2 separate regions of the Homo sapiens genome follow, and region 1 is linked to region 2. Evidence: read pairs that join two places in POLR2A ChIA-PET (ENCODE). Cell type or tissue: Panc1. All regions are shown on one strand. Links, peaks and the distances in the headings refer to the core of each region. The heading gives the core; the rest is flanking DNA. Region 1 overlaps TACC2 (transforming acidic coiled-coil containing protein 2). Region 2 overlaps TACC2 (transforming acidic coiled-coil containing protein 2).

Region 1 (5,376 bases), core at 162-5,161, 58 kb after region 2:
TGACCCACTGTGCCCAGCCTAGGAAGCTTCATTCTTACACACCTAGCAGTCATATATTAGAAGCACTGAGTTTGGTTTTTAAAAGCCCTTCATAGAGTTGTAAACTATGGAGGGCATTTCCTATGTAACTTTTGTTAGCCATTAATAATTGATGCAGAATGACCTATCAGAGTTGGCTCAGTCACTGAAGTTCTTGAGGGGACTGTTTCTTAAGCAGTCTTTTCAGCTTGGGATGGAAAAGGGAAAAAAGAGAGAGTTGGGAGTGGGTCAAATACAGGGATTAGAGTGCTGGAGAGAATTCTGACCATTCACAACCACACAGCACCTTGCCTACCAGACTTATGATTGATGGAGAGAAAAATATGCAAAGCCGAGGACAGGAATAAAGACAGTGAATTGACTAGGTGACTGCAGAAGCTTATCTGTGTCACTGTGAAGATCTACGTGGTCCCCGAATTAACTGGTTTTATTCTGATTTCATGTCAGGTAGGACTGAAAACCTTCTGGAGTTTCATTTCCTTTCTTTGGGCACGGTCTCAGCCTTCCTTCTCCTGAAGAAGTCATTCGCACAACATATCCCATGGGCCAATTCAGATCTTGACAAGCCCTCAGAATGTGTGAGGAAATAGAGCACTTTGGACATCCTAAATGTTGGTGGGGTTTGGGGAGCTAATTAATCGCAACCCTTTCCACCAGACTCTAAATTATGAAATAGATGCCACAGTCAGAGAAAGATAAGAAAGTCAACAGTATAGGGCAACCCGCTCGGGTCCCTTTCCACGCTGTGGAAGCTTTTTTCTTTCGCTCTTCACAATAAATCTTGCTGCCAAAAAAAAAAAAAAAGAAAGAAAGAAAGAAAGTCAGCAGTATCATGGCAAGGTTAGGCTGCAGGATGCCAAAACCGGAATCCTCCTACCTACCCCCGAACCATCCTTCCCCACCAAGTCCCAAGCTGCATCAGTGCAGGTGCCATGAAGGATGGGGAAGGCTGGCCCAGGGAGCTCGTCACGTGGCAAATAGCTGCGAGAGGAGAAGGGGCTGCATTGTGGTAGTTCATCTCAAGGACCTCGAACACCTTAACCCCACCCATGGGGAAACTGGACTCACGGGGGCTGGCTCTCCCCATATCACCACTCGGAGAAATCTCCTCCAATGGACGTGACCATAAGGGGGCAAAGAATATGGCAGAAGCATCATACTTCACTGAGAACTCAGAAGTGTTGGGAAAGTCTCTAATTTGAGGGCCCAGGCAGGAATGTGGGGAGCTGGGGATCACCTTTCAGTCCTCGAATCCTCTCATCTCCACCACAGCTGCTGCCTCTGTTAACATTTATTTGAGTTGGCAGTTCTCAGAGGCTAGTCAGTCTTACTTAGTCTGTGTTCTGTTGCTTATCGCAGAATACATGAAACTGGAGCATTTATAAAGAAAAATAATTGATTTCTTTTTTTTATTGTTGAGACAGGGTCTTGCTCTGTTGCCCAAGGCTGGAGTGCAGTGGCATGATGTCAGCTCATGGCAGCCTCCGCCTCCTGGATTCAAGCAATCCTCCTGCTTCAGCCTCCCAAGTAGCTGGGATTACAGGTGCCTGCCACCACAATTTTTGTATTTTTTTATTTTTAGTAGAGACAGGGTTTCACCATGTTGGCCAGGCTGGTCTTGAACTCCTGATCTCAGGTGGTCCGCCCACCTCGGCCTCCCAAAGTGGTGGGATTACAGGCGTGAGCCACTGCACCTAGCATTGATTTCTTACGGTTATGGAGGCTGAGAAGTCCAAGGGCAAGGGGCTGCTCCTGGTGAGGGCATTCTTGCTGGTGGGGCTTCTGTAGAGTTATGAGGTGGCGCAGGACATCACTGGTAAAAGAAATGAGCATACTAGCTCAAGTCTCCCTTCCTCTTTGCATAAAGCCACCATGATAACCCAGTAATCCATGAATGGATTAACCTATTCCTGAGGGCAGGGCCTTCACAACCCAATCACCTTCACCTCTTAAAGGCCCCCACCTTTCAACATGATTAAGTTTGGGGATTAAGTTTCAGCGGGAGTTTGAAGGGGAAAACATTCATTCAATCCATTGCACTAACCCACTGGCTTTCATTCTACCCCGGCTTTCCTTTTCCAGAAGGCACACCGGAATGCAACGAGTAGCAGTGATGATGTTATGTTAGGAAATCTTCTAATCTTTTGAATTATAGTAATTTATGAAAATAACAAATCATTCACAGGCTTTAGTACTTTATAATTAGTCACAAATTACTTGCAGTGCATGCCCTGACACATTAGACCTACCAGTGAGTGTAGAGGTGTGTGATTGAGAAGTGCTGCCTTAACTTTGTTTCACAGAAGTATTAAAAAAAAAAAAAGTACTTTGCCTTTTCTGGGCCTCAGTTTCCTCATTTGTAAAATGAGAGGTTTGGACTAATGAATTACTGGAATGCTATGCTTGATGGAAGAAAAGAATGTTCATGATCTGGGCCGGGTGCGGTGGCTCATGTCTATAATCCGAGCACTTTAGGAGGCTAAGGCGGACGGATCACTTGAGCTCAGGAGTTCGAGACCAGCCTGGCCAACATAACAAAACCCTATCTCTACTAAAAATATGAAAATTAGCTGGGCATGGTGGCAAAGGCCTGTAATCCCAGCCACTCGGGAGGCTGAGACACGAGAATTGCCTGAACCCAGGAGGCGGAGGTTGCAGTGAGCAGAGATTGCGCCACTGCACTCCAGCCTGGGTGACAGAGTGAGACTCTGTCTCAAAAAAAAAAAAAAAAAAAAGAATGTTCATAATCTTCTAGTGAAACAACCACGATTTGGGTGCATCTCTGTATATTTAGTATCCTTGATTTGGGTTCAGTTGTTTCTGTCCATCCTTCTAGCCATCCATCCTGGCACTCACTCGTACATTCATATATCAACAACATTTTATTGTTTGTTATATGCCAGGCACCAGGGATATGATATTGAAAGGAGACTAGGACCTGGCCTCCATTACACTCCAATAGGGAAAACAGTCACCAACCATAGTGATGGGAACCATGACTAGCGCTAGGTGGGCCTGTGAAAGAAACTGATCTGGGAGCCCAGGCCAGGGAGGCTACCCTGAGAAGCGAAGAGTGGAGCTGCAACCTGGTGGGGAGCAGAGGGCTGCAGGCTCCAGGCAGATGCATGGCTGGGGAGCTTCATGCGGAATGAGGCAGGAGAGGGAGGTTGGGGCCACAACTGAGAGCAAAGCGAAGCCACAGTGGGGTGACAGGAGCAGACTTTGATTTCTAAGCTGTTGGTCTGGCCACAGCTGGCAGAACAGAATGAAGGGGGCCAGAGAGGATGGGAGAAGGGAATGCTGCACTTGTTCGGTGAGAGGCTGGTGCAGGCAGCCAGTACAAGGCAACGGGAGGCAGCGCCACAGGGCTCAATCTTGCTTTGCGTTACCGGCTCTTTGACCCTGGGTCCTGTCTTGAACTTCTTCGGGAAAATGTCCTTGTGTGTACAATGGGGCCACCCTTCTACCAGGCTGTTGTGTGGATTAAGCGCAATCGTAACTGAAAAGTGCCCAGGCCAGGCTCAGTGGCTCACTCCTGTAATCCCAACACTTTGGGAGGCCGAGGCGGGCAGATCACCTGAAGTCAGGAGTTAGAGACCAGCCTGGCCAATATGGTGAAATCCCATCTCTACTAAAAATACAAAAATTAGCCGGGCATGGTGGTGCACGCCTGTAGTCCAGGCCACTCGGGAGACTGAGGCAGGAGAATTGCTTGAACTCAGGAGGTGGAGGTTGCAGTAAGCTGAGATTGTGCCACTGCACTCCAGCCTGGGCGACAGAGCGAGACTCCATCTCCAAAAAAAAAAAAAAAAAAAAAAAAAAAAAGTGCCCAGAGGGTCTGGCCTGAGTCAGTGTTTAGTACATGGCAACTCTCTATCTTTACGGCTTTGCTTTATGGTTTTGCCGACTCCTGAAAACCTGGTCGTGCAGGGGCCATGTTTGTGTTTTCTGTAGCTGGCCTCCTTCCTCCCTTTAAGCATTGCATGTGTGTGTGTTTCCAGAACTATGCATTTAAGAACCCATCTGCATCCCCATCATCTGCTCAGACCTTGGTTGTGGCAGATGACCCCCTGCCAGCCCCTGCCCATGCTTCTCCCTTCACTGTGCTGTGTACATCTGGTCTGTGATGGAGGCTCTAGTCCCTGGGCCCTCCCTGACCTCCACACAGAGGCAGTGCCCCCAGAGGGTGAAAGGCTTCCATTCGGGGTGCTGGCCTGCGGATTCTGAGCAGAGGCTCTATCCCACACATTTCAACTCAATCTCGAAGCATAAAAGGATATTATGTAAGCTTCAACTAATGCACAGCCCTCAACAGATCAGTTCTTAGAATTTTTCCTGCCCTTAGGCAGATCTGCTCCTGGTGAGCAGCTTTAATCTGGCTTTAAAAATTACTTCTGATGGATAATCAAAGAGATTGCTGGTACCCAGCTTATGCTAAATAAACCAATGTCTGGGTTCTTATTTGGGAGGAGTTGTTGTGTGTCCCATACTCCATGGAAAATTTGTTCCTGGTTGCTTTCTGATAAGACCGCACAAGTTTACAAGATGCCAAAATATAATTTATCATCTTGTTCCAGATGGTAACGACTTCAGCCAGCCTGAAGGGAAGCCACATCCTTTCCTAAGTTGGCAGTTCCTGTCAGAGGCGTGGACAAGAAAGTGGCTTCGTTTCTTTCCAGCTTGATAAAGCCGACATAAATAGGAGCACTTCATTTCTGAATTACACACCATTACTCTTATCACATACTAAACTGTTTGACTTCAGTTAATGGGTGGGACATAATGAAATGTAAAGTGCTTGTTACAAGGAAAATTGCCAGGTCCAGATGCTGAGCAGCGAAGGGTGGGGGAGGAGGCATCGGGTTTCGTTCTGGACCTGGTGCTTTCCAGAAAGCCAGGCCAAGACACTTTATCCAAACCCCAAGTAGTTTTCCAGATGTCAGCCCACTCGGGCCAGGGCTCTCCATGGGCCCATCTGTCTTCCGTGACCATTTGTGAATCGGAGGGTTTTATATAATTTACCCTCTGAGTTTTCTCTTTTTTGGCCTACTCAGCTCTGCTTTTGGGTCAGAAAATGCAAATCTGGTTGAGACAGTAGCCAGCTCTCTTTTGGGTCCTCAGGCACCATTCCCATGTCCTATGTGCAGGAACAGGCATTAGATAAAGATGAGTGCAGGGGTGGTTCTGTGTACATGCCTCCTTCAGGGATGTCAAATGACGCCGCGTGTACTTCAGAGGTGAGGAGCAGGACAGAGAGGCTGGAATGGGGCTGGGGGAAGAGGCTCTTGCCTTCCTTGGAAGTTTTTATTCTGCATAGCAGAGTGAATAAGAAGATTG
Region 2 (5,376 bases), core at 268-5,267:
GGGTGTCATTGCCTTCCCAAAGACATCTCTAAATGCCTCAGCTTTACATTTCCCCCAGCTTCTTCCGACTCCAAGTTTCTTCTTCTATAAGATGCTTAATTTGTGTCCCCACGAAATTCATATGTGGAAATCCTAACCCTAGTACCTTAGAATGTGATTGCCTTTGGAGATAAGACCTTTCAAGAGGTAATTAAGGTAAAATGAAGCCCTATGGGGGTGCCTAATCCAACATGACTGTTGTCCTTAGAAGAAGAGATTAGGACATAGACGGGCAAAGAGGGAAGACCATGTGAAGACATGGGGAGAAGACTGCCATCCACAAGCCAAAAAGAGAAGACTCAGAAGACACCAACCCGGCCAAAACCTTGATCTCGAACGTCCAGCCTCCAGGAAGATGAGACAATAACTTGCTGAAGCCACCGAATCTGTGGTGGTGTTACAGCAGCCGGAGCTGACCAGAGCAGCCTCTCCTCTCTGCTCAGAGCATTCGCGCTCTCACAGAAGCCCCAATCACCCCAGGCATTCGTGTGGGCCGCAGAGTTGACAGTTTCTGGAGGGTGGTTTCTGGAAAGTGGTTTCTGGAGGGTGCTTTTTGGATTTTACATCACAGCAGCGCACACAGATGGAAGATTGCACATGCGTCGCCTGCGAAGTCCCCTGTGCCGCCGCCGTTTTGGTGAGCCATCTTCTCTCCCTCCCTCCCTGCCAGTCCTCAGGAGTAGCCCCTAGTTCTTCTCCTTCCTTTGCCAGGGCTTTCCCTGTGTTTTGCCGCCTGTTGAAGACTTGCCGCCATTCCCAATTGGCTCATTCAAGACATTTTGCCTAATAAGATTCTCCTTCTTAGAAAAATTCTTCTGTGGCCAGGCATAGTGGCTTATGCCTGTAATCCCAGCACTTTGGGAGGCTGAGGCAGGCGGATCGCTTGAGCCTAGGAGTTGGAGACCAACCTGGCCAACATGGCAAAACCCGGTCTCTGCTTAAAATACAAAAGTTAGTCTGGCGTGGTGGTGGGTGCCTGTAGTCCCAGCTACTAGGGAGGCTGAGGCAGGAGAATCGCTTGAACCCTAGAGGCAGAGGTTTCAGTGAGCCGAGATCGCGCCACTGCACTTCATCCAGCCTGAGTGACAGAGTGAAACTGTCTCAAAAAAAAAAAAAAAAAAAAGACAAAGAAAAGAAAAAGAAAAAGAAAAATTCTTCTGTGGTTTTTTTGAGGGGGAAGAGGCAAACAGTCTTGTCTCTCATCCCTCCAAACATTTTTTTTAACCTGGTAGTGGAATTCTTTTTTTTTTTTTAATGTAAAAGTAGACCTCATTCGTTTTATTTATTTATTTCTTCTAAAAAAAAAAACAGGATACATGTGCAGAACGTGCAGGTTTGTTACATAGGTATATGTGTGCCATGGTGGTTTGCTGCATCTATTGACCCATCCTCCAACTTCCCGCTTCTCACCCCCATCCCCCAACAGGCCCTGGTGTATGTTGTTCCCCTCTCTGTGTCCATGTGTTCTCAATGTTCAACTGCCACTTATGAGTGAGAACATGCGGTGTTTGGTTTTCTGTTCCTGTGTTAGTTTGCTGAGGATGATGGCTTCCAGCTTCATCCATGTCCCTGCAAAAGACATGAACTCATTCTTTTTTAGGGCTGCAAATTCTTTTTTCAAACAATGTCTTATGCAGAAACCCCATATATGAAACATTTACACTTGTAAAACTTCGGGTGAAATTCACCTTATATAAAATTAAACATTTGAAAGTGAGCAATTCAGTGGCATTTAGTATATCACAATGCTGTGAAACCACCACTTCTATTTAGTTCCAAAACATTTTCATCACCCTAAAAAAAAATCCTGTGCCCATTAAGCCGATATTTCCCCTTCCCCCAGCCCCTGACAACAACCAGTCTGGTTTCTGGCTCTATGAATTTGCTTAACTCTGGCTATTTCCTATCAATGGGATCGTAAAATCTATGACCTTTTGTGCCTGGCTTCTTTCACTTCGGGTGAGGCTTTTGGAGTTCCTCCTCGTTGTAGCATGTCAGTACTTCATTCCTTTTCATGTCTGAAGAATATTCCATTGTATGGAGAGACGGCATTTTGTTTATCCATTCGTCTGTTGAAACATACACACTTCTGCTCTGTTCCAACCAGAAGCGGGGCACTGAGCTCCCCCTCCTCATCTAGCTTCCTCCACCACCTCCAAGGAGCTCCTAAGGGTCCTCTGAGCTTGGTAAGATGCCTGGTCTCCGGGAAGCCTTTGATGAAATAAATGCTCATTTGTTTCCATGGAGTGGTCCTACCTTGTGGCAGGGGTAAGGCGCTTCCATTTGCCTGAAAGGCTCTGCCCTACACAAAAATAGAAACTGGTTGCATGCATGCAAAGGATGGCTGAGTGGTAATAACTGGAGGAACTGCGGACAGCCGGAGGCTGCGGGGCCGGAGGGTCTTTGGGTCGGTACTCTGCCCCACCGGAGGTCCACAGGGCCTCCTCCATCCAGGGTGGGCCGGCAAGTCTGCCTATCAGCGATCTGGGCAAGCCTGCTACTTTTTATGACCTCACTTGCCGAAACTCAAGCCACGCCTGGGTAAGTACATTCTGCACACTCCATAAACAGGTGCCAGACTGCCGCGTCATCACATTTTTGCAAGTTTTTGTTTTTTCTTTTTGTATGTGCGTTTCCACATTATTTACGGCGGAATTTGCCCAGGTGCAAACAGGAAGCCCTGGGAGCAGTTGGCTTATTTTTAGAAAGAAAGGTTTGTTCCCGGCCCGACTGCATAAAGGGCAAGAGAGAAGTGAGAGGTTCCTGGCGCAAGGCTCCTTGCAAAGGACAGTTCTGAGCTGCTAGGTGCGGCCAATCAGATGGCAGGGGCCGCTTTAGTTTGGATAAGCCTTTTCTGAAAGGAGCCCTGCTGATGTAATAACGGGGAAAATCCCTGTGTGAAAGGCCCTGAAACTGACGGGCTGGGAAACGCTGATTCCCTGTGGGCAGGAACGCTTGTCTAATTGCGACGGCCCTGCACGGCTCCTGCCCAGGTATGAAGTGCAGCTGGCTTGCACCAGTGCGAGGGCGGAGACGCGCTGCTTGAGGTGTGTCAGGGCCTCTGCTTAGAACTCGCGCAATTCTGAACGGAGGAGGAGAAAGTCCAGTTGCTGAAGGGCAGAATTTCCATGCGCCCGCAGCTTCCAAGTCCAGACCACCCCCGAATGTAAGTAGGAGGCAGAGATGTGTGCACCTTCGGTTCTGTCTTGGGAAAGCCGGAGAGGGTGGTGGTTGCAGAGTTCCCTAGAAGAGGATTCCAGACGCAGCCAGGCTTCCCTCGGCGGTTTTACAATTTACACCTCACCAGGAGTTTTGCCGGTCTCTTTAGTCTGTTTGTTTAAAAAGCTAGTTCAGATGCCTTGATTTTTAATAAGATTATTGTATTTAATTTGGTTAATGATTGTCACAAATTAATATTACATTCAACCTTATGATTCAACCTGGAAGATACAAGGAAGTTAATAACTGATAAGGCAGTGATTCTTCTAACACTCAATATTTTCTAATGAGGGATCATCTTCCAAATGAACATAAAAAATAAATGGAAGTGATTAATTTTAAATGCATGCAGATTTTTACGTTCTCTGAGCATGTGATTGTGTGTGTGTGTGTGTGTGTGTGTGTCTACAGCAAAAGGCAAGAAAGGATTAAGGTATCATATCCTTTTGATTGAAGGGTTAGGAGTGAAAGAATTGAATGCTGTGGTGACGTCACTCAGTTTTCTTAGTTTGGAGGCATTTTAATTGGGCCTGTTTGAACCACTTCCATTTTATTTTCCAGTGATGGTTCAGTACGCATAGTGCAGGGTGGCTACGCAATCAGTGTTGCTTAAATGAATAAGCAAGTCAATGGGTGAATTTTAAGCTCTCCGAGGAAACGCTATGATGAAAACCATATTTCCATGAAGAAATCTTCAATTAGAAGGCTGGAGTTTGAGGTTTATTTCCAACTTTTGGCCTCCCCAAACTGAGTCTTTGGCAAGCTCCTTACCTTTTCCAGCCTGAGTTCCCCCACTGGGTTAGACTGGTCATCTCTACGGCTCCAGCTCTAAAAGTCTATGATTCTTAAGGATTTTCTGTAATTTAGTTTTTCTAACTAGAAAAAGTGAAGGTAACACCTCTAGGCCTGAATATGTTACAGCGTCTTATGGAATTCAGTTGGATGAGGTCAATAAGTGTACTGGGCTTCTCTGTGAACTGTGTGGGAAGCACCCTAATTAAGATGATCATTAATAGGCCGGGCGCGGTGGCTCATGCCTGTAATCCCAGCACTTTGGGAGGCCAAGGTGGGTGGATTACGAGGTCAGGAGTTCAAGACCAGCCTGGCCAAGATGGTGAAACCCCGTCTCTACTAAAAATACAAAAATTAGCCAGGTGTGGTGGCGGGCGTCTGTAATCCCAGCTACTCAGGAGGCTGAGGCAGAGAATTGCTTGAACCCAGGAGGTGGAAGTTGCAGTGAGTCGAGATCGTGCCACTGCACTCTAGCCTGGGCGACAGAGTGAGACTCCATCTCGAAAAAAAAAAGGCGGGGGGGAAGAAAGATCATTAATAAACCATGTCACTAAGTGAGCTCATGAAATGATTCTAGTTGACCTGGCAGTATGCTGCCTTACATGATCTCGTCTGGTCCCAATCTCCCATTTTCCTTAGCAAGAAAGCCATTCTGCCTTGATAAAAAGTGTGTGCAGAAGTGAAACTGATTTGATGAAACAAGTGTTTAGAGTAAAAAAATAAAAACCATATGTTGTTGGAGAGCAGTGGATTTCACACCTCCTGATGTCTGACACCGAGCTCTGCCGTCACCAACAGTGGGAAACCAGCCACACTCTGAATTTCCAAACTGAACACAATTAGAAACAGAAAATAATCTGACAAGCAGCATTCCTCAGGCCCTTTGGCAAACGGACCCCTTTTGTCACTCCGTTTGTATATATACGTATATGTGTACGCTGGCACTAGCTCAGAGTCTCAGTAACAAACCCGTTTTTCAGAAGTGTCTGCCAACCCCGGGGTGGGGAATGAAAACACCAGCCCGTATTGGGAAAGAAACCTGGGTGGCAGATCACGAAAGAAAACCCTTCAAAAGTAATTTTCCATGATGTGACCGTAGAGATAAACATTTCCCATCATCTGGCTTTTGAGTTTGGGGAGATGAGCAGACAGAAAAAACCTCAGATCTTTTTTCATTTCACAGACGTTTATACCCTTTTGTTTCTTCCAGTCACCTCTGACAAAATTCTGGGGACGCTGGGAACACTGAATCAACATGGGCAATGAGAACAGCACCTCGGACAACCAGGTGGGTGTCAGGAAGCTTCTCTCTCGAGCTACGTGGTG

Evidence for each region. ChIA-PET counts read pairs that join two places held together with the same protein. Peaks named below come from ENCODE experiments on the same cell type or tissue, not always from the same donor. Only the 100,000 strongest peaks of a DNase experiment are listed, where the experiment ranks them.
Region 1: POLR2A ChIA-PET joins it to region 2 with 10 read pairs; 4 of 35 experiments call an interaction of 5 or more read pairs at or near these places.

Annotation. Positions count from the first base shown.
Region 1 is chr10:122,074,361-122,079,736 of GRCh38, forward strand. The region is part of intron 3 of TACC2 (transforming acidic coiled-coil containing protein 2); the gene reads left to right. Among named protein-coding and RNA genes, the nearest start is that of TACC2, 88 kb to the left of the region's middle. RefSeq lists an enhancer at 2,744-3,245. In Panc1, for the core only: no CTCF peak of the experiment used is centred there; no DNase peak of the experiment used is centred there; H3K27ac peaks cover 1,070 bases.
Region 2 is chr10:122,016,677-122,022,052 of GRCh38, forward strand. TACC2 (transforming acidic coiled-coil containing protein 2) reads left to right here. Exons shown (of 23, transcript NM_206862.4): 2 at 5,261-5,338. The coding sequence starts at 5,306. Among named protein-coding and RNA genes, the nearest start is that of TACC2, 30 kb to the left of the region's middle. RefSeq lists enhancers at 1,998-3,197, 2,771-3,600. In Panc1, for the core only: no CTCF peak of the experiment used is centred there; no DNase peak of the experiment used is centred there; H3K4me3 peaks cover 1,642 bases; H3K27ac peaks cover 1,532 bases.